2 separate regions of the Homo sapiens genome follow, and region 2 is linked to region 1. A link is a loop called in an ENCODE intact Hi-C map of the cell type or tissue named here. Cell type or tissue: heart left ventricle. All regions are shown on one strand. Each heading gives the region's core, and the rest is flanking DNA. Links, peaks and the distances in the headings are about the cores only.

Evidence for each region. A loop is a pair of places that touch in the nucleus more often than their neighbours do. Peaks named below come from ENCODE experiments on the same cell type or tissue, not always from the same donor. Only the 100,000 strongest peaks of a DNase experiment are listed, where the experiment ranks them.
Region 2: it touches region 1 in a loop (2.0-fold over the local background); 3 of 110 quality-filtered maps call a loop at or near these places.

The regions. Positions count from the first base shown.
Region 1 is chr18:28,010,240-28,021,378 of GRCh38, forward strand. CDH2 (cadherin 2) reads right to left here. Exons shown (of 16, transcript NM_001792.5): 3 at 3,444-3,670; 4 at 1,607-1,753. Among named protein-coding and RNA genes, the nearest start is that of CDH2-AS1, 94 kb to the left of the region's middle. In heart left ventricle, for the core only: a CTCF peak has its summit at 2,968 (motif pointing right); no DNase peak of the experiment used is centred there.
Region 2 is chr18:28,058,470-28,070,094 of GRCh38, forward strand. All of the region lies in intron 2 of CDH2 (cadherin 2), which reads right to left. Among named protein-coding and RNA genes, the nearest start is that of CDH2, 110 kb to the right of the region's middle. In heart left ventricle, for the core only: no CTCF peak of the experiment used is centred there; no DNase peak of the experiment used is centred there; H3K27ac peaks cover 883 bases.

The DNA of each region.
Region 1 (11,139 bases), core at 215-5,214:
ATTTACCTTTTTGCATCAGTAACAACAAGAATTAATTGTCTATCCATAGTGTGAAATATACTCAAATGGAACTCTAATACAGTTATGGTTGACCCTGAATGTCAGACTTCTGTACTTGCATTGTACTAACACTGTTCATTGCGCACCAAAGCTTTCCGTATCATTTTAAGTGACACCTGAAATTTTCATTAATAATAAAGCACAAAAGAAAGCATTTTAAAATATATTTTTATGCTCGCAAACATTATATCATTATAGGCTCACTGCCTTCTCCAAATACAACTACTCTCAAGAAAATTAAGTCAATGTATGAGCAGTCACAGGAGACAGAACAGGCTATGGAAGGGGACGAAGGGAGGCAGGTACAGAGAAAAATAAGAGATCCTTATGTATTAGGTACTTATACTTAATCCATCAATAAAATCTAGGTTTTTTTTTTTTGCGGGGGGGGAAGGAGTCTCACTCTGTCGTCCAGGCTGGAGTGCAGTAGCATGATCTCGGCTCACTGCAAGCTCCACCTCCCGGGTTCATGCCATTCTCCTGCCTCAGCCTCCCGAGTAGCACCACGCCCAGCTATTTTTTTCTGTATTTTAGTACAGACGGGGTTTCATCGTGTTAGTCAGGATGGTCTTGATCTCCTGACCTCGTGATCTGCCCACCTCAGCCTTCCAAAGTGCTGGGATTACAGGTGCCCTGCCTGTTTTTTTTTTTTTTAAGTTAAAGCAAAATTCCCTTTTCTCTCAAACTTCATTAAAGTAGAAAAAGAGACAGTATCTTAATTTAGAGTTACATTCTTTGTTAAAGTGAATTATAATGTACATTAGGACAGAATATACAACATATTTTAAAGCGGCTTATTTTAAAAAAAAGGCTTTCAGTAAGTATGTGTTAGAATGCTAAAATAATCATATACAGAAACATTTACATTTTAATAAGTGGGAATACAGCAGCCTTGTCTTACTATACTTTTGTAATAAATAATGGGTTAAGTTTATTAAAATGCAAAAATATCTGCATTTTTTTTCTGTAGCTGATGGTATGTATCTAGAGTAAATAACTAAAAAAAAAAAACTTACTCCTCAGATTTGAAAGCCTATGATTTTACACTGCCCTGGGGATTCTGTTAATGGTATCAGAGGTCATTCTTTTCTTTAAAAAACTCTCAAATGCATTTGGTGCTGGCATTTTTAACAATGATTGCCCTTTATTTTTTCTGTGGCCCAAAAACCATCTGTAGAGGGCAAAGATCATCACAGAGAGCCCAGCTTTCAGACAGGGAAGTTTAGGGGTGTGTGTGTTATGAGAGTGGAAATGGTATGGTTGGGAATATGTGTTGGCTTTAGGGCTTGTGTAGTCACAAACTGAACAAGCTTTCTAATCCACAGTGTGCAGGACCTACAAGTGAGCTCTACTTATAAATAATCCAAAAGGTAACAAAGAAAATGAGAAGAGGCTTTCTACAACACTACAGAAATTCTATCTTTATAGAAAAACACTTTTAGTATATACATGTCATAAATTCTACTTTGTAAAAAAAATAGACAGAAATATTTTTAACATACATTTGTCTTGTGGTATGAAAACAGTTAAAATTGTGCCACCTTACCCTGACAAGCTCTTGAGGAAAAGGTCCCCTGGAGTTTTCTGGCAAGTTGATTGGAGGGATGACCCAGTCTCTCTTCTGCCTTTGTAGGTGGCCACTGTGCTTACTGAATTGTCTTGGGAACACTATTTCTTCAACTTCTGCTGACTCCTTTACATTAAAATAGAAGACATTCCTGAGTACTAGGAAACACATTTTCTGAAAGTACATCAATATTATTGAATACCTGAAAGCATAGGAATCACAGTTTATTATGAACAAAAAATAAGTCTGGAGGCCCTTTTCCCTGGCCCCCTATTAAAATAACAGAAAAATACCATAAAATTTTTGGGTTATACTGTGTATCTGAAAAATTGAATTCTAAACAATTTATTATATGGCACAGCTGTGTAAACTATTTGCAGTTTCTATAAACCTTTTTAGATAGCAGTTAATATTGAGCAAAATTTAATAGTACCCTTTTATATATTTCTCATTAGTTTAAACCACAGTTCAGGTAATGTGCTACTGTACATTAAATTTAGATCTTGATGTGCTAAAATATAATTTGAATTCCAAGAGAAGTTTAATACATACTGCTAAGGAATGTCTCAAATATTTATGACCCTATTATATCCCACAGAATTAATGCTGTAATTATTCTAAACCTATGTCAGCCATGATGGATGCTGCAGATGACCCACTTTGCACATTAGGTATTAATCTCTGCTGGATGTCAACATTTTCTTCTGTTTCTTCCTCTATCTGTAGACATTTTAGCCATTAGCCCTTGCTGCTTCAGTGCAAATATCCAAGCTAGTTTGCTGGAACACAGCAAATCAACAACAAAAGCATCTTTTCACTCCATTAGTTACTGGGTTTTCACTTTATATTACCCAATGACATGACTTCCCTCAACAGTTAATAGATTAACAAATTAAATTTCACATAATAAAACCACAACACTGAAATAAGAGAAAAATGATATATTTTCCTCTGATATATTATTCATGTTTGATTGTGGGTATGTATATCACATTTACAATTAAATACCAGAAATGAATGTGTCTGTTTTTACCTCTCACAGTAAAATAAGCATAAAAAAAGTAGTAGTCATAGTTCCATAGTTCATGGACTTCAGAATATATGGGTGTGTCCCATCATATTTGTTTTGAATTAACTCAAAAAACTAAAATATTCAGAAAATATTATCATAACGTTACTGAAGTTACTGTATTTTATTTAAAATTCCGAACAATGACTTATACAAATTAAGTGCTCAATAAATATTTGTTGAATTGAACTGAATGGCACTCTGTTGGAAATGTACCTCATTTATTTTATCTTGGCTCACAGCAGCTTCCACCAGAGGGAGTATATCATTCCTAAAAAGTCATGTTGGTAGTATAAATAATTCATACCCCCCAACTGGATTATTAAGGGACAAGACAAAAACCCAATACTCATTGCCAGAAATGTTTTCCTGTTACTACTTTAAATCTGTACTTCTCATCTAATAAATCTGACTGATGACATCTTGTAAAGAATTGTTTATTTTGTGGTTTTATTTAACAGCTTGTAAAACTTCTAAGAAATTTAAAACAAACTGCTTCTAACTTAAATTATAAATCTCAAAGTATAAACAAATCTTTAAAATACAATTTCTAGTTGCTTAAAATATATTTAGTCTACGTATCTTAAGAGATTACAAACACAACAAAATATTATTAAAATGACCAAAGTTGATACAAATGCAAATAGTGGCCATCCATTAATGTGGTCTGAAGCAAAGCATATATTTAGTTCAAACTGTATAAAGCTGATTTTTAACCAGCCCTAAAGCCATATTCGGATACTATACCTTCACTGACTCCTCAGTTAAGGTTGGCTTCAGGCTCAATTTTACTGCCACTTGCCACTTTTCCTGGGTCTCTTTGTCTTGGGCATATATCAGGAACTTGGCATGCTCAGAAGAGAGTGGAAAGCTTCTCACGGCATACACCATGCCATCTTCATCCACCTTAAAATCTGCAGGCTCACTGCTCTCATATTGTACTTTTCTTTTTCCATTGCAGTTGCTAAACTTCACTGTAAAAGATAAGAAATAGGTCAGTTATTATAATTATACCAAAAAGGCAAAAAAAAACCCCTAATACTTAAACCTATATCCTGCTTAGGTTAAAGGATAAAAATACAGTAGCATGAAACACAGAAGTTTTATTTTTATTTTATTATATCAAAAGCATTTTCATACTATGAAATGCCAGATGGTAGTTCTGAGCTGTGCCCTAGCATTTCCTTCTTCCAAAGCTTTCCCCTTCTTTTCATACTTCCTGGACACTGGGTCCTCAGGTGCACCTGCTTTTCACCCTGACACCTTTCACTGGTATTTCCTCCCACCCTATTACAAACTTCCACTCACTCTTCAGTCCCAGGTCTAAAGTCACTCAAAGCAGAACAAACCCCCTTTTTCTCAGTCTTCATGTAGTGATCTGAGCTCTGCTACCTCAGTTTCTTAGTCATGTCTGACACTGCTTGGAAGAGGCAGTTTGGGGCAAATGTTCTTAGTTATCCTGCATACCCTGCATACTTTCTGGCACACAGTCTTAATACATAATTTCGGAACAAATGCTTACAGGAAGAAAGCAATGCATTTATTAATGTTGAATGTTTACTATGCTCTAGAATTGTAAGACCTTATGGTAATTAACAGGTAAATAATTTACAAATTTCTATTCCTCTTAGTGCTTACAGTACTTCCATTAAGCAGTAACATATTTAAAAAATTTTAAACAAATAAAAATAAAGGTGTATCCCAAAAGAAATTTTAAATTAAAAAAATGATGACAAGAGTAGAAGAATTCAAAAATGTGTCTTATCTCTATCATACATGCAATGACTTCACACTTAAAAAAAAAACAACTACTGCTGTCTTAAATGCTATGACAGCTTGTCTCAACAGGTAATAAAACAAAAATTAAACCATGAACTTGTGTAGAACTAGACAAATTCAAGATGTAATAAAATAATAAAAACAAAAATATTCTCTAAGGAAGATTATTCCTTTAAAGTCCTTAATTGTTCTTTCTGAAGAAAAATTCTATGGGAATAGCAAGTAAAGGGATCAAATAAAAAATGATTTTTTTATTTCTGTAAACGTCTGATGTTATGTTCTGGCTATAATTACATAGGATACTCTTTGGAGTGTAATTAATAGCGACATATTACAAAATATAATCAAATACACCTTGTGCATTTCTCAAGGATCTAAGTAAAGTGTTTATGAACCCTCCCACTGCACATATAAGCTGCTGACAGTTCTTCTGCTGTCATTAGAATAAATTCACTGAGACGTGCACACAGCCACATCTAAATAACAGGCATGCTTATTTCCCTTAGTAACCATAAAATCCTTGATAGAAGTCATAAAATACTTTAACTACTGAATATATTATTTTCCACATAATGCCATCTATATTATCTTTCATATTTCAATCATTTCAAAGTGAAAATAAAAGTATATCTCAAACTAAATGATGTTAAGTCAAAATGTTTGTCTTTGGAGTAGAAGTATCCCAAAAGATATTTAATTACTCCATCTTCCATGCCCCATGATTTAAAAGTGAAAAATGGGAATCTTTTCTACAGAACAATGCCATCTACTGCTCATCTTTCATTAAAGACAAAAAATGAAATGTAAAATTGTTTTTTGGATCCCTGCTGATAAATCAAAACGAGACTTTTGCCATATTTTTGTATAAAAAGTACTTTTTTATATTACAAGAGGGATTCATGGTCCTTAAAAACATAATCTGGAATAGAAAAATTACATACTCTTCTGCACACTTTTTTGTTAACTGTGATCACTCTAGTATTATTAATTGTCATCCATAAACACCTGGACTGTTACATAAGCCTCCTGGGTAGTCTTCCCAGTTCCTGGTCATGGCATGCCCACTGCTAGACTAGACACCTGCTGTGATTTTCTCCTCCCTGCTTAAAATCTGTAACATTATATGTCAGATCTTTAACCTAGAGTACAATGCTCTCTTAATTCTTGGGTCACCTGGTCTCTTCAGTTTTACTTACACCACTTTCTAAAACATATACTGCCTGGCGAGAGAGGCTGCAGTCATCCCCTACCTCGTGCTGCTCCACCCCACAGGCTCAAATTCTTATCTGGGACACTCCCATTTTCCATACCAAAGCCCTAGGGCCAGGTCATCACTTTGGGGGAAGAGTCGACCATGATGCCTTTCACAAGATTTCGGCCTATGCCCTCATTTGGAACTGCTCTAAATTTTTTATTTTTATTTGTATTTCCTGTCCACTGAAACACACTGATACTTTATGTTTATAATAATAATAGTTATAATGATGGTTATTAATAATTTCATATGAGTGGATCTTCTCTCCCTAAGCAGACTATAAACTCACTTTGGCTTCATGAGAGTTAAGTATTGCTTCTTTTGTTTCTTAGGACACTTGATGGTCACAGGAACAGTATAAGTGCTCATTAAATATCCACTAATATCTTACAACTTTTTCAAAAAGTAGGAAACAGATGGGAACCTTAGAAGTACACACAGCCTACTATAGTAACATCTAGCAACACAAACAAATGAACAAACAAAACCCAGGGACTTCAAAAAATTCTACTTTTTATTAGGTTGTTGGTAGTAGAAGAAAATGAATTAATACTTATGGAATGCCAGGCACTGAAAAAGACACTTCAGATTATGTCACATGTTAACCTTAAAAATGACTCCTGAGGTGGGAATCATTGTTTCTGTTCTGCAGATGAGGATGAAAACTTCAAGTCATCTATGCACATGGCTGTTTGATTTCCAGCGGTTTACTCCCATACAAAAGTGCAAAAGAATCTAAACTCATTACATAAGTCACTCATATCTAAAGCTTTAATATAAAACAATAAAATTAACAAAAAGATCTGAAAAATGCATACGAAGAGAATAATGCCAAATTTAGACCTCTGAGAGTACCACAGTAAATAGCGCATTAAAAAGAAATCTTTTTCTGTGTCTATTGAGATGATCATGTTATTTTTTGTTTTTAATTCTGTTTATATGGTGTATCACATTTATTGACTTGCAGATGTTAAACCATTCCTGCATTCCTGATATGAAACCCACTTGATCATGGTGGATTATCTTTTTGCTATGCTATTGTATTCTGTTATAGCTAGTATTTTATTGATGATTTTTGCATCTATGTTCATCATTGCTCTGTTGTAGTTTTTTGTTGTTGTTCTTATGTCCCTTCCTGGTTAGGGTGATACCGGCTTCACAGAATGATTTAGGAGGAATTCTCTGTTTCTCTATCTTGTGGAATAGTGTCAATAGGGTTGGTACCAATTCTTTGAATGTTTGATAAAATTCAACTGTGAATCTGTCTGGTCCTTGAATTTTTTTTCTTGGCAACTTTTAAATTACTACTTCAATCTTGCTGTTTGTTATTGGTCTGTTCAGAGTTTCTATTTCTTCCTGGTTTAATCTAGGAGGGTTGTATACTTCCAGGAATTTATCCGTCTCCTGTATATTTCATTGTTTAAGCATGTAAAGGTGTTCATAGTAGTCTTGAATGATCTTTTGTACTTCTGTGGTATTGGTTGTAGTATCTCCCGTTTCGTTTCTAATTGAGCTTATTTGGATATTCTCTCTTCTTTTCTTGGTTAATCTCGTTAACGGTCTACTAGTTTTACTTATCTTTCAAATAACCAGCTTTTTGTTTCATTTATCTTTTGTATCTTTTTTGGTTTCAACTGCATATAGTTGTGCTCTGACCTTGGTTATTTCTTTTCTTCTGCTGGGTTTGTGTTTGGTTTGTTCTTGTTTCTCTAGTTCCTTAAGGTGTGACCTTAAAAATCTGGCATCCCTTTATGATTAAAACCCTCAGCAAAATTGGCATAGAAGGGACATACCTTAAGGTAATAAAAGCCATCTATGACAAACCCACAGCTAACATTATATTGAATGGGGAAAAGTTGAAAGCATTCCCCCTGAACACTGGAACAAGACAAGGATGCTCACTTTCACCACTTCTATTCAACACAGTACTGGAAGTCCTAGCCGGAGCAATCAGACAAGAGAAAGAAATAAAGCCCATCCAAATTGATAAAGAGGAAGTCAAACTGTCGCTGTTTGCTGAAGACATGATTGTACCTAGAAAACTCTAACTCATCCCAAAAGCTCCTAGAACTAGTAAATTCAGCAATGTTTCAGGATACAAAATTAATGTACACAAATCAGTAGTTCTGTTATACACCAACAGTGACCAAGCTGAGAATCAAATCAAGAACTCACCCCCTTTTACAATAGCTACAAAAAAAAAAAAAAGGAGGCAACAGACTGCTGTAAGGAAAACTACAAAACACTGCTGAAAAAAATCACAGATGACACAAACAAATGGAAACACATACCATGCTCATGGATGGGTGGAATCGATATCGTGAAAATGACCAATGACCATACTGCTAAAAGCAATCTACAAATTCAATGCAATTCCCATCAAAATGCCACCATTATTCTTCACAGAACTGGAAAAACCAATACTAAAATTCACATGGGACCAAAAAAGAGCCTACATAGCCAAAGCAAGACTAAGCAAAATGAACAAATCTGGAGGTATTACATTACTTGACCTCAAACTATACTATAAGTCCACAGTCACCAAAAAAGCATGACTGGTATTAAAATAGGCATATAGACCAATGGAACAGAAATGTATGAAAAAATGCTCAACATCACTAATTATCAGGGAAAGGTAAGTCAAAACCACAATGTAATACCACCTCACTCTGTAAGAATGGCCATAATAAAAAAAATAATAGATGTTGGCATGGATGTGGTGAAAAGGGAACACTTTTACACTGCTGGTAGGAATGGAAACTAGTATAATGACTATGAAAAGGAGTGTGGTAATTCCTTAAAAAACTAAAAGTAGATCTACTATGTGATCCAGCAAATCCACTTCTGAGTATCTACCCAGAGGAAAAGAAGTCATTATATGAAAAAGATACTTGCACACACGTTTATATATATATATATATATGTACATATATATGTGTGTGTATATATATATTTATTTATATATTTATATGCACACCACGGGATACTACTCAGCCATAAAAAGGAACAAACTAATGACATCTGCAGCAACCTGGGTGGAACTGGAGACCATTATTCAAAGTGATGTAACTTCAGGAATGGAAAACTAAACCCTATGTTCTCGCTCATAAGTGGGAGCTAAGCTGTGAGAATGCAAAGGTGTAAATGATGCAATGGACTTTGGAGACTCAGGGAAAGGGTGGGAGCAGGGTGAGGAATGAAAGACTACACACTGGGTACATTGTACACTGCTCGGGTGATGGGTGCATCCAAATCTCAGAAATCACCACTAAAAAACTTATTCATGGAACCAAACACCACCTGTTCCCCCAAAAACCTATTGTAATTTTTTGAAAAGAAAGAAAACAAGAAATGAAGAAAGAAGAAAGGAAGGAAGGAGGGAAGGCAGGAAGGAAGGAAAGAAAGAGAAAAGAAAAAAGAAAAGAAAAAGAGAAACAAAGGTAGGATAAGGGTTTGACAGACAGAAGCGGGGATTTCATAGTCACTGGCACTTATTCTATTAATGTTGTACTGTTACTTATTTGGATTCAGGTGTCACAGTGCTTGAGGGAGGAAAGAAGGAGGACTTTGCAAAAAACGCATTTGCAAAAAGTCACTTACTGCACATCCTATGAATGAGAAGAGGTTGACCTAAGAGAGTCTGACACTAGAGAAAACACTTTAGAAGAAATTGTATAAAGGTCAGTCATTTAAAGTCAATTGGTTTTTCTATCACCTCTGCCCCTAACCTATGACCAATATGAATTGGTTTAATATATCTGTTATTACGATTTTCAGAGTTTTAAAAACAGGTGCTAATTCTCATTTGCTCAAATATTAAAATACACAAAATCTTTTGGCATTATTCAGGCTCTATGGAATGTGGTGTATTACACAATTCCCTTTGTATATTTAATCAGTTGGGTCAATATCTTAGATAAAACTAAGTCAACTGAAAAAGTTCTCCTTGATGAAATATTAGTCCTGACTTGATCCTGTGGTTTTGGAGCAATCCATGTATGGTACCTGGCTCATGATTATATGCTTCTTCCATGTGAATCATATTTTATTATTTGCAAGTCACACAAATTAAAAAGCTTTCAAATTTCAATGGATAACATGTGAATTCCATTTATCATCCACTGGTCAAGGTTTATTGCCTGTTGTCTGGTTCACCTATGACTTAGATGCAGCTAGGAATATCTTCTTGAATTTGACAAGATTCACCTCTGCTCTAGGAACAAACACTAAAACTTACTCAAGTTGTTTATTTTACACAAACTTAAAAGTTAATAGGAAAAAAGTGGAAAACTGTTAAGTTACAGAATCTTAGGTATACCAGTAATATATACTTAATTTATAAGTTATATATTTTTTAGTTCATAGCCTTTCAAAAAGACTTTAAGGCTTAAAAATAAAAATAGTACATAGAAACGATGTGAAAGGGAGAAGATATACATGGGACGTGCTTTATTTAAATTAGCTTCAAAAATTAAACTTTGATGATGAAAATAAGGCTAATATCATGGACATTTGACTGCTGTAAGGAGAAATACATAGTCCACTGGAGCCAACCTATTTCTGTTATTAAAACATTTTCCTTATGAATGGCAGGTACAGAACTCTGAGTACCATAATGAACAAGATTTTCAACTTTTATTTTTCAAAATATGAAGCAGTTTTATTATTTTTAATATATGGGCTTTCAAGAAGAGATGATGACAAATTTATCTTAAAATACACGTTTAGGAGTGAAACTATTCTGTATGATGCTATGATGGTAGATACATAACACCATGTTTTTGGCAAAATCCATAGAGCTGTGTAACACAAAGAATGAACCGTATTGCAAACTAGAAACTTTAGTTAATAATAATGCATTGTTATTTATTTGTCAATTGTAACAAATATACCACACTAATGCAGGATGTTACCAACAGAGAAACCAAGTACTGGGAGAGATATATGAAACTCTGTATTTCTGCTAATATAAAACTGGTCCAAGAAGTAAAGTTTATTAAGTTGAAAAAGTATAACATTTCTTAGAGATGATGGTTAAACATGCTAATTATCAGATATAACTTAAAGGAATGGATGGTTGTCTCGTTGTCAATATCCCCAATCTCTCACAAACATGACTTCCATTGAATTGCCTCAAGCTGGTATTAGTCAGAGTTGGATAATATAATCGAATCAATACCTTTATGTAATTATCCTAAGTATGAATATACTGAGTTGATATTTAATGAAAGTTATGCTATTTTAACAGACACATATAAACAGTTAAAATTTCATTTCAAAAACGATTTTAAAATTTGGCTTGAACATCTTTTCCTGAGAGAACAACCTTCCTTCCATCAACATTAAATTTTCTTATGCTCAGATAATCTCAAGTAGAAACTCCAGAATATCATAACATGGGAAAAAAGA
Region 2 (11,625 bases), core at 3,838-8,837, 52 kb after region 1:
TATTGAAGACTTTAAGGTAAAGCTGATTAGGGAAAAGTTTCCCTAGGAACAGATGACATTTTAGCCTGGATGGTGTTTTCTAAGAAATCAGAACAAAACTCTTCATCAAAATGTGACTTTTATCCCTCTTAATTTTTCCTTGTTTATGCCTACTTTTTTCACTTGGAACTTAGAACTTTATAACCAGTATGAAATGTCGGATCTGTTATGATCTCAGAGATTCCTTAGTATACTTAGTGTTAATATTAGCAACATCCCTAATCCGACTGTTTATTTAAATTTTCTTAGTGTTCTGTTTTATAGATTTGGACTTCTAGACCCACTTATTTTCACTTCCTGCTTTGATTTGGCCCAGTCATGGAACGCTAGATTGCTTATTGGCTAAGTAGGAGTCTGTGCAGTTGCTAGTATTTTTTGTTGTGCATAAATATCTTAAGTATTGTAGACACTTGGTTACAAAACAATTAAAAGAAACAGGCTATTTGGTTAAAACAGGTGAACTCCTCATGTAGCTTATCTATTTGATTTTAGTTGGTTTGATTTTAGTTGGTTTGATTTATGGGGGCCCTTGCTAAGGCACTAACTCCAAACTCTTGGTATTATCCTCCTGAGAGTCATAATGGCAATCTCCCTGGGTATGCTGTACTTTCTCAAAAGTTTTAAATGTTTGCCTATAACCAACCATCAAACACCAAATGGTCTCTTTGGTTGGAATGACAAAAACCCAAGGAAATGCATGAACATGATGACACTGTAACTTATGAATAACAGGTTAAGACTGGAAATGTAAAATGATAAGAATTGAGAGTAGCACTGATGACCTAAGTTGTGGTCATACTCTCACCTAAGTGACAGCCTGACCAAAAAGGGGGAAATACCATTGATTTGGACTAGGCTCCTGTACTTAGTCCAACAGACCAAACTAATATGGAGTCATTCATGCTAAAGGAAACTAATTAACTTAGGAGTATACTCATGAGACAAGTAGCTGGGTTTCAGATAGTTAACAGCCCCTGAGCTTTAGTTAATCATAGGCAGCCAACTAATTCAAATAAGATTATAACCAATTAAACTCTATAACTAACTTCCATTTTCTATCCATAAATACTGTCTGACCAAGTTGCAGCCCCAGAGTTCTCCGAACCTGTTCTGGTTCTGAGGGCTGCCCAACTCTAGAATTGTGAATAAAAGCCAGTTAAGATCTTTGAATAAAATTTGTTGTGATTTTATCTTTTGACACATACACATAGGTATGCAGATATGCAAGCATATTTATGTATGTTTCATATATGTGTAAATGTATGTATATTATATATCTGAACACACACATACACATTTGTTTGAATCAGATTCCAATGAGATTGGTTGATAGGTCTCTTCTTTAATCTATGTATTCTTCATCCTCTTTTTCCTTTCAAACTTTTTTGTGGAAGAAACTGGATCATTTGTCCTACATTTTCCCCTGCGATCTAGATTTTGCAGATTCAAATTCTCTAATTTCATGTAATATGATCCTCTGCACTCTGTATTACTTAGAAGCTGGCACATCTAGAAGTTTGATCAGACCCTGGTTTTTTTTTTGGCAAACAAGTTCCTATCAGGAGTACATAACAACGCATAACAGATAGTCTTCCTTTTAGTCACTGATGATCATCACTTAGATCCACTATTTCAATAAGAGATGCAAATTTCTATAATTCCTCCTTTACTTATCATCATCATTATTATTATTTTTGAGACAGAGTCTCACTCTTTTGCCCAATCTGGAGTGTAGTGGCACAATCTCGGTTCACTGCACTCTCTGCCTCCCAGGTTCAAGCAATTCTCCTGCCTCAGCTTCCGTGTAGCTGGGACTACAGGCGCGTGCTACCATACCCAGCTAATTTTTCATATTTTTAGTAGAGACGAGGTTTCACCATGTTGGTCAGGCTGGTCTCGAGCTCCTGAACTCAAATGATCTGCCTGGCTCAGCCTCCCAAAGTCCTGAGATTACAGGCATGAGCCACTGCGCCTAGCCCCTTCTTTACTTATTAACTGCAGTATTTCTTTACAGAAGAACCTGCCTATCTAATATAGTTACCCTAAAGTACAGTCATTCTAGAAAAAGCAAAACAAGCACTTGATTCTTTCTCTTTATCTTTTTCAAAACCATAAACAAAATGGGATAGGTTTTGTTCCTCATCTTCAATTAGTAACCTTGTTAGTAACTAAGTTGGCTTAGTTTTGGGAGACCATTTGGTAAGACTAGTAATCTTGTAAGATAACATGATATTCCAGGTCATCTCATATACTTCCTGCCTTGGACATGGAACCAGCCATTTCTTTAAAGAACCCTGGCTCCTTCTGGTGAACCTCAGTATGGACCCTCAGGGTATTCACTGCTATTGGATACTCATTGTTTTCGGGCATTTCCAAAGGATAAATCAACAAAATCAGCATTTTAAAAAAATAAATCATTTTGCTACTTCTCATGCAAATTCATTTTTTTACTTAATCATACCAATCTTACACCTCTGTGTTTCTTCCAAAACTAGCACTAACACTAAAAATGACTGTGAGACAAGTTAAACTTTCTTTTGCCTTTTTTTGAACTTCAATGTATATCCCACTAAGGTTGTACTATATAGTTAAAATTTCTGTGACATAACATCATTTAAAATGGTTCTTCTCAGTGTGGCCATGTATACCAGCAACATGATTTACATTGGGACTTATATATTGTACTTTTACTAGTTGTCTTCATTATCTTGGTTTTGTTTTAAACTTAAAGCAAAATTTGTACACATTTCCACAGTCAAGTCCACAAAACACCCTCCTTTCCACAAACAGGAAGCATTGTTTATTAAGTGTACTTCCCTCTTCTGTGCTGTTTTCACTTAAAACTTTATCCTAGGCTGGGCATGGTGGCTCATGCCTGAAATCAAGCACTTTGGGAGGCCGAGACAGATAGACAACTTGAGGTCAGGAGTTTGAGACCAGCCTAGCCAACACGATGAAACCCCATCTTTACTAAAGAAATACAAAAATCAGCCGAGCGTGGTGGCATGTGCCTATAACCTCAGCTACTTGGGAGTGGTTGCAGTGAGCCAAGATTGTGCCACTGCACTCCAGTCTGGGACACAGAGCACGACTCCGTCTCAAAAAACCCAAAAGCAAACAAATACTTTATCCTAGCACATGAGTCTGTTCTCACACTGCTAATAAAAACATACTCAAAATTGGATAATGTCTAAAGGGAAGAGGTTTAATTGACTCACAGTTCAACATGGCTGGGGAGGACTCACAATCATGGCAGAAGGCGAAGGAATGTCTTACATGGCGGCAGGCAAGATAGCATGTGCAGGGGAACTCCCCTTTATAAAACCATCAGATCTCATGAGACTTACTATCATGAGAATATCAAGGGAAAAACCTGCCCCATGATTCAATTACCTCCCACCTGGTCCCTCCCATGACACATGGGGGTTATGGGAACTACAATTCAAGATGAGATTTGGGCAGGGACACGGCCAAACCGTATCACCTAGAGATCTCTCCACAGCAATTTGTACACAGCCCTCATTCCTTTTGACAGCCACATAGTACTTCCTTAGATGGATGTACCACATATACCATAATCTATTCAAGCAATTCCTGGTTCAAAATCATTTGGTTTGCTCCAGTCTTTAAGTTTTACAAACAGATACAATGAACAGCCTTATTTTTTGCAATAAATTTTTGAGGTATTTAATATTTTTCTAGCCATTTATCTCTTTTTAAAAATTGAAAAGTGGCTAAAATTATTTCAAAAGAAAGAGAATATAATGCAATAGGAAAGACTACTGGTAAATATTTATTAATTTGTCCAATAAATGAAACAATCTGTCAATTTTCCAACAGAAAACATATAACTTCTTCAACTAATTAAGTAGAATTTATAATCCAATATATTCAGCTGGAGTCAATAATAGAGTTTTGCCTGTCCTGTCTTCATTATTTTTATAGCATACTATAGATGAAAACTGTTATTTCCAAGTGTTTTTAAAACAATAAAACTATTTTTATAACAGCCCTTATTCTGTGAGTCAAGTAATCCATGCTGTGCAACTGAGTTCATGATGCAAATATTCACCACACTAACATAAAATCAGGCAACTGCATATATTAAAACTTTCCAAATTTTAATGATGCAACATTAAGAAAAATGGAATGAACTATCACCAGTTGAGAAATACACCGTCCAGGCTAGGCGTGGTGGCTCATGCCTGTAATCCCAGCACTTTAGAAGTCCAAGGCGAGCGGATGACTTGAGGTCAGGAGTTTGAGACCAGCCTGCCAACATGGTGAAACCCCTTCTCTACCAAAACTACAAAAATTAGCTGGGAGTGGTGGCACATGCTTGGAGTCCCAGCTACTCCGGAGGCTGAGGCAGGAGAATTGCTTGCACCTGGGAGGAGGAGGTTGCAGAGAGCCGAGATCACGCCACTGCACTCCAGCCTGGGTGACAGATCATGACTCTGTCTCAGAAACACACATTTCATAAAAGCCTAATATGCTCCCAAACTGTTAAAACTATGTTATAATAGCATTTTTAAAAAGCAGTAATTTAAACGTAGCTACTTAAACATTAGATATAAGTAGCACTGTATGTCCTCATAAGTCTTTGTTATGGTGATTTTTTTATAATAAAAGTATATAGCTTTGTAAAATCCTATTTGTTGCATTAAAAACTATTTGGGAAAAAAAATTATTATGGGACAAAAGAAATGCTTATACTGCTTTTCTTGTATCTTGAAGCTTAACCATTTTACTGAACATTTCACATTACTACTGGAACATATTCACCAATTGGTGTTTAAAAACAAAACAAAGTGGGTAGAGGAGTCAACAACCAACAATGCAGGAAGTAGATTAACTAAAGGCAGAAGAATAACACACTGTTTCAGGGAATGAGAAGAGACGGTTCCTTTGAGGAATTGTTCTGTGAAGGCTATGGAAGTCTTTCTCAGCTGGAGCAAAGAAAAATAGGGAATTCTGGCAGGTTATTTATAGTGGCACACACCCACAACTTCAGCCCATCTCTGTCAGCCATTGTGTAGAGCACTAAAGCATCATTAACACATCCTAATAAAAACTTTTCACAGGGGCTCCCTTTCTCATCAACATGCAAAACTAAATGTCAGCAGGAGGCCCATAGCTTCAGGAAGCCATAAAGTGAAGTTTGAACCCGGTAATGATCTACAGCAGGGTGTCTGCAGAGACAAATTTTCTTGGTTAGGACAGATGTGACAGCATAACTGTGTATGTAAAACTTCATACCATTTAAACTACATATCCTGGGATTTGTAGACAAAAGTATCCTCTTTCATGCTTCAGAAAGTTATGAACAGGCTTTTCTATATTTTCTTCTTCAAGCCACTTCAAAATATTATTGGCTACTGTCTATATTCTGTAATCTTCAAAAATCACCAGCAGCACAGTATATTGCAAATAATAACCAGCCCCAATTTATTCTACCTTTAAGATCGACTTAGACACAGGAAAAGGTAATAGAATATTTATTGCCTGCCTGCAAGGCGTTAACAACCAAAACAAGTTAAAATATATGCTGTCCTTCATTTATTTCTCCAGACATGTCTGGATGAGAAACATCTGGAAATCTCTTAAAACTATGAATTCCTCAAAAGAGGGGGGGGTAGGTGGGGATGGAAAGAGATTTTTCTCTCTTCTGTCTCAAAATGACTCCCATCTCTAAACATGGTATCTGTATGGAGGCAATCCCTGGGGAGTGGGAAATTTTTCTCATCTCTTTTTAAAAATTTTATTAACAGTTTATTTTTTTAAGAGATAGGGTCTCACTCTGTCACCCAGGCTAGATGCCCAGGCAGTCTCTCACCCTGAAACTCCTGGGCTCAAGCAATCCCCTCTTGCCTCACCCTCCCAAGCAGCTAGGACTACAGGTGTGTACCACCACACCTGGCATCCTCTTTTCTTTCACTGGCTTCCTGAACTTCATTTTTCCATGAGGCATCAGCCAAAGCCTATGGGGTCATACCAGCCAGTGGGGAGAAAGGAAATACAAGAGTGGCAAAATAAGAAAAAATAAAAAATAAAATAGGTATAGAGACTAAAACAGAATGATGGGGATGAATGGAACTGGCCACCTACCCCCAGTTCTGAGGTGGTTTAAAGAAATGCGAACAAAAAAGCCCCAATTAAAAAAAAAAAACAACTGGAGCCCTATTTAACAAAAGTATGAACTATAAAGTGAACAGTCACTTAAAATGAGAAAATAAATCACCAATGTTACTGGAGCCTTGAGAGAATCAGGTCCCCTTCTTCGGAGATCTCTTGAGAAAATTTACCAGAAATGTTTTCAAATTGCAACCTTGCTTCTACTCTCCTCCTAGGACACTTAACATAATTTCCAGCAAACCCCATTACTCAGGGCCTGAAAGTGAGGGTCCTGAACCTTGAACTTCCCTAGCTTCATGATAAGCCTGCCTCTCTCAGCTTGTCCTTTCCAAGGACCATAAATTTTCCCTTTCCTTCCCCAAAGCTGCTTACCATCATAAGATTTCTCATGCCCAAGGAAGTCACAAATGAAGCTGTGGTACAAGTCAAGTGCCATGCTCAGTGGCTACTAAAAAACTCTAGATTCACAGTAACTATCCCAGTTTGTAGCTCACTGTAATACTCTTCAGTCCTTCTGATAAAGGGCAACTCTTGGGAACTGAGCCAGAAACTCATTCACCAAGGGTTTTTATCCCCTGTTGACATTTCATTGTTAAGAGATGTGACAAGATCTAAGCCAAGATCTAAGCTAGGGTCCCAACTCTATCAGGCATCACAGCTGATAACCTATACAACATAACACTCGTATATCAGGATACAAGTGGTAGGGTGATGGACGAGTATCCAAAACAGAATTTTAATTACCAAAGAAGTAATTAACAAAAACGGCACTTGGTTCACTACATGTTAACAAGAATCCCTTCTATAGCAACTGTAATAAAAAGATTTTTCAAAAGGACTGCTTTTTCAACAATATATGCTTCCATCTCCTAATATGGAAGAGGGATTACTCCTCTACATTCCCAGACACTAACTCAAGTGCCAGGAATGCTACACTGATAATCCAGTCATTGTCAACCTTCAAGGAAATCCATGGTAACTAGCCGTAGAATTGGTTTCTTGTTTGCCCAGAGTCCTGACTTTGTAAGAAATGTTACATCATCCCTTTTTTCCTCTCTCATTGTCATCTTTATCATCATTATCATCCTGTCTAATTCTCCAATATTAAATTCTGCAGGAGAACATAACCAATGATATCTGAGAAGTATACGAAGATCTCAGTAGTCCCTTAGGTATGAGGTGATACAGCACCCTTTATTTCTTATTGGCAACACCAAACTTAAATGCTAGGGGTTCTAAGAAGACCACAACATTAAATTGCACTCTCCCTGGGCTTTGAGGATTATCCACCCAGATATGTACCAATTCTGACAAAGAAAGCATCCTGGAGCTTTCTAGTGGAGGTGGAGCTAGGGGGATGACAGGTTTCTGGCTGCATTCTGTCATTCTCCCTATTTGTGCATCAAATATTCAAGAGCTGGCCACATTCTACGACTTGCGTGTTCATTTGTGTCACAATGCTCTCTGATAATAACCATTTGAAAAGTTGTTGGTAAGTACAAAACATGCATCTGAAATTACAATGGACTGAACTAAACAATAATAAACAATATTTCAATTGCACACAGGAAGAAGAAAAAAACTAGCCAAAGCAGACACTTACTAAATATAAAATAATTGTACCTTCAAAATTAATTACATATAAACTTCAAAATGCAAATATTTCATAAAGAGAAACACTGATTTTACATTATTAAAGTAAAACTTGGGTGTCTAATCAGAGTATTTTTAGATTTTAAGGTTGCCACCTTTAGCACAAGAGTTCGAACAAAGGCTCTTATGTTTAATGCATTAAGAATTAATTTTCAGAATAATTCTTGATAGGAATGCATGGAATTGTATTGACAACCCCCTTCTCCAAATAGACCCCTTTTCACTTTTCAAAGGCAAAACTCTCCTTTTCTTACTGCCTATCAAGCAGACAAGCATGTAATTAAAACCATTTTACTAATTCTCTTTTTAGATTAGGTGCCACTGAAAAGCTGCTACAACTCTACTGTTGGAATAATGATTTCTATTATAGTCAAGCTGAATCTGAATTGTACAAAGGGTAAGTTTTACCACTGGATTAGATGGAAAAAAGTTAATCTGTAAATTACAAAAAAAAAAAGGTTATTGTCACAATTTGAAATCCACAATATGAGCACATTTAGTACTTACTAGACTCAACTCTTGCATCATTTATGTATATACTCCTCCAATGTGAAAGAATTGGCAAAACTCACAAAAGATAAAAACCGAAAGTAAATTTTAAGTAAAACTCAAAATAAAACCCTAAAATAAGAACATATAGAAATTTAGTTTTCTATTTGGGTCTTTCTCCTCACAAACAAACCTATAAAAACAAAACTTCATAACGTACAGGGGAAAACAAACTCTATAAATGTACTAACAAATAGACTGCAGGGATTTATATACTTCCTGGTAATTAGCAGCTTATAAAAAAACCTTCACAAAATCTGAAAGTAAATATCTGCATGCTCATATAGATTATGAAATATATATTTTTGTGTTTTGGGTTTTGTTTACTTTTGGTTTATTTTCTAGTGTTACTGACTAACAGCTTTATTCAGATAATTCACATATACAATTCACTCATTTAAAGTATATAATTCAATGGCTTTTAGTATATTCACAGCTGTACATCTATTACCACAACCAATTTTAGAATGTTTTCTTTGCCCGAAAAGAAACTCTGCCCCTCACAGCCGTCATCTCCCATTCCACTCACCCCTCTCCCCAATCCCAATCCCCTACCACCCAACCTTAGGCAACTACTAATCTACCTTCTGTCTCTATAAGATTTACCTAAACATTTCATACAAATGGAATCATACAATATGTGGTCCTTTGTGATTAGCTTCTTTCACTTAGCACAGTGTTTTCAAGTTTCATCCATGTAGTAGATGTATCAGTACTTCATTCCTGTTCATGACTAAGTAATATTCCATTAGATGGATATACTGCATTTTATGTATCCATTCATTAGCTGATGGGCATTTGGGTTGTTTCCAATTGATTCATTTTTTTAAACAGTATCTCTTATTTTGTTTTACTTTGTTGACTAAAAATATTCATCCAATCAAGGCATATAAAGCACCATCTCCTCAAAGTAAAATAATTTACTTTGTGTTCAAGACCATGGTCAAAAGTATTGAATGTCCCTTAGGGTCAAGTTTTAATATTCTTAAGTAAGGTATATCATCTTATGTGGGCCTCAAATTTTCTCATTTCTATAATGATAAATTATCTAGTTATAATGAGACAAGACTATTTCTGAGTGTAAAGTTTTAACTATTTAGAAACTGATGTTTATAATGCAATGTAAGAATTATCAAAATAAAGCTGAATAAAACTCCAAATGTAGTACAGTGACACCAGTGTAAAACCACTCCATAGGGAGAAAAACAGAATAATAAATATCCTGATCCTCCCCTCTTCCCTCCCTCCAATTCTGCCAAGGCTCTCACTGGCAAATCCTTCCGAAACACAAGGGAGGATCCCACCGCTGAGTCCATACAAATCAGCCTCCTGAAGCAAGGAGTAGATGCGAAAGAGCAAAGAGAAGATCCCCGATCCCCAAACCATTTCAAACAGCTTTTCAGACTTGGAAAGTGAACAGTAAAAGAAGAAATAAAAATGTCAGAGCTGCTAGTTATAAGGTCTCAACATTATTAGCATGAACAATGGCTATCTATAAATATAAATACAAAGGTGCCAAACAGTCTAAATCTAAGAACTTGTCAGTACGCACTGCTGAAGCTCAAAGGTTAAGTTAACAAACACACACACAAACACTCATGTCACTATCAACACTACTTTGAACATTCTGAGATGGAATACATGAATAAATGTTCCTAGCTAGTACAAAACATCAACAAATTAAAAATAAACTGAATTTACTCATACAGCTTATAATGCAGATATTCTGTATTAAAAGTGGAAGATGTATTAACAGTATGACCAAAAGAGCTTCACTGAGCCTTGTTCGAGACTATTGACACTTGATGTTCACATATAAAAATAATAACATTAGCAACCATCACGCAGTGCTAGCAGATTTAAGAGTACACTTGGTTTTAAGAAGGTTGACATGAAATCCCTTCTTGCTGAAGAAGATATACAGAGTCAAGAACTAACTCATTAAGGTGAATTAGATCCCATGCTATTTTAGATACAACCCGATAGGGAGTGTGCATTTGAAAAGCTATTCAATCTTCAATCTATTTAATAACATAAAAACCTTAGATTACATAGAGGACAAGTCTCTACCACATAATAAACCATCTTTATTCTTTCTCTTTTGCTATTTTTGGAAAACAGAAAAACACAATGTTGTCACATATTATACAGGGGCCATATTCCTGGAGTTCCCCCTTAATTCCAGACTAAACATAACAAGGAATGAAAGGTATTTCTGTTTACTCTATGAAGTGGAATATGAAAATTAATTCATCTCAACCACTTTGAAAATTATAGTAAACTTGACAAAGTAAAGATGCACATTATTTCACAACTTGTGCACAAAGTTTTACACCTATCTTTATATGACAGTATTTTCAGTTTTGGAAATGTGATCACACTAATGCCAACCTTTCCTTGGTTTGTTTATGTAGAATTTGACATGGTTCTTCAAAATTTGTTTGAGGCAACAATCTAAAAAGGTCTATATGATTATTCTGTAAGTGGAAAAAATAATCAATTTTATTCTGAACTTGCCATTATCACTCTGGCTCAAAGGATGACAAATTTCTATCTTCCAGAGGAACTACCCTCCTCATTTTGAAGTCTTTCTATAATAGTAATCCCATGTTTTGTTTCATTCCAACTTTCAAGTACCCAGAACCAACAGACTTGGTGACAACCAATTCACATTAACATTGCTTTCCAGGGTACCTTAGCCTTTTTCAGGTGGATTACCTTAAACATTCCTCCCTCAGATCTTAAAAATAAAAGAGAACATTTACTATCTCATCTATATATTATCAGGATGCAGTCCTTGGGCTCTCCCAGACTTGTTTGATACCTGTGTTATAAGCACACACTGAGAGAATTAGCTGCCCCACCAGAATGCGGGACACATTAAGGCATCTACCATATTTTATGTGGGAGATGGAGTCACCACCATAATGACCCTGAGCTGCATTCAGAGCTGACATTGCAACTTTTCTGGAGGCATCTTGGGAACTGGTTGTTTAAACTTCCACCCCATCAGAAACTCCCCTCAAGGTACCATTTCCCTGAGAATGCCATAAAAATGTAATGCAAGTAGGCTCCTCCCAACCCTCAACCAAAATAACGTGATAAAGTTAAAGTCCACTTTAAGGCCTCCAGTGTATCGACCTCCATAAGAAGCCTAGTAGGCAGAGGCGAATCAATAGACTAGGAAACACGGCAACTAACCAGACAGTTAATCCAATCTTCACAGAATCATAGATAGGGTGAAAATTG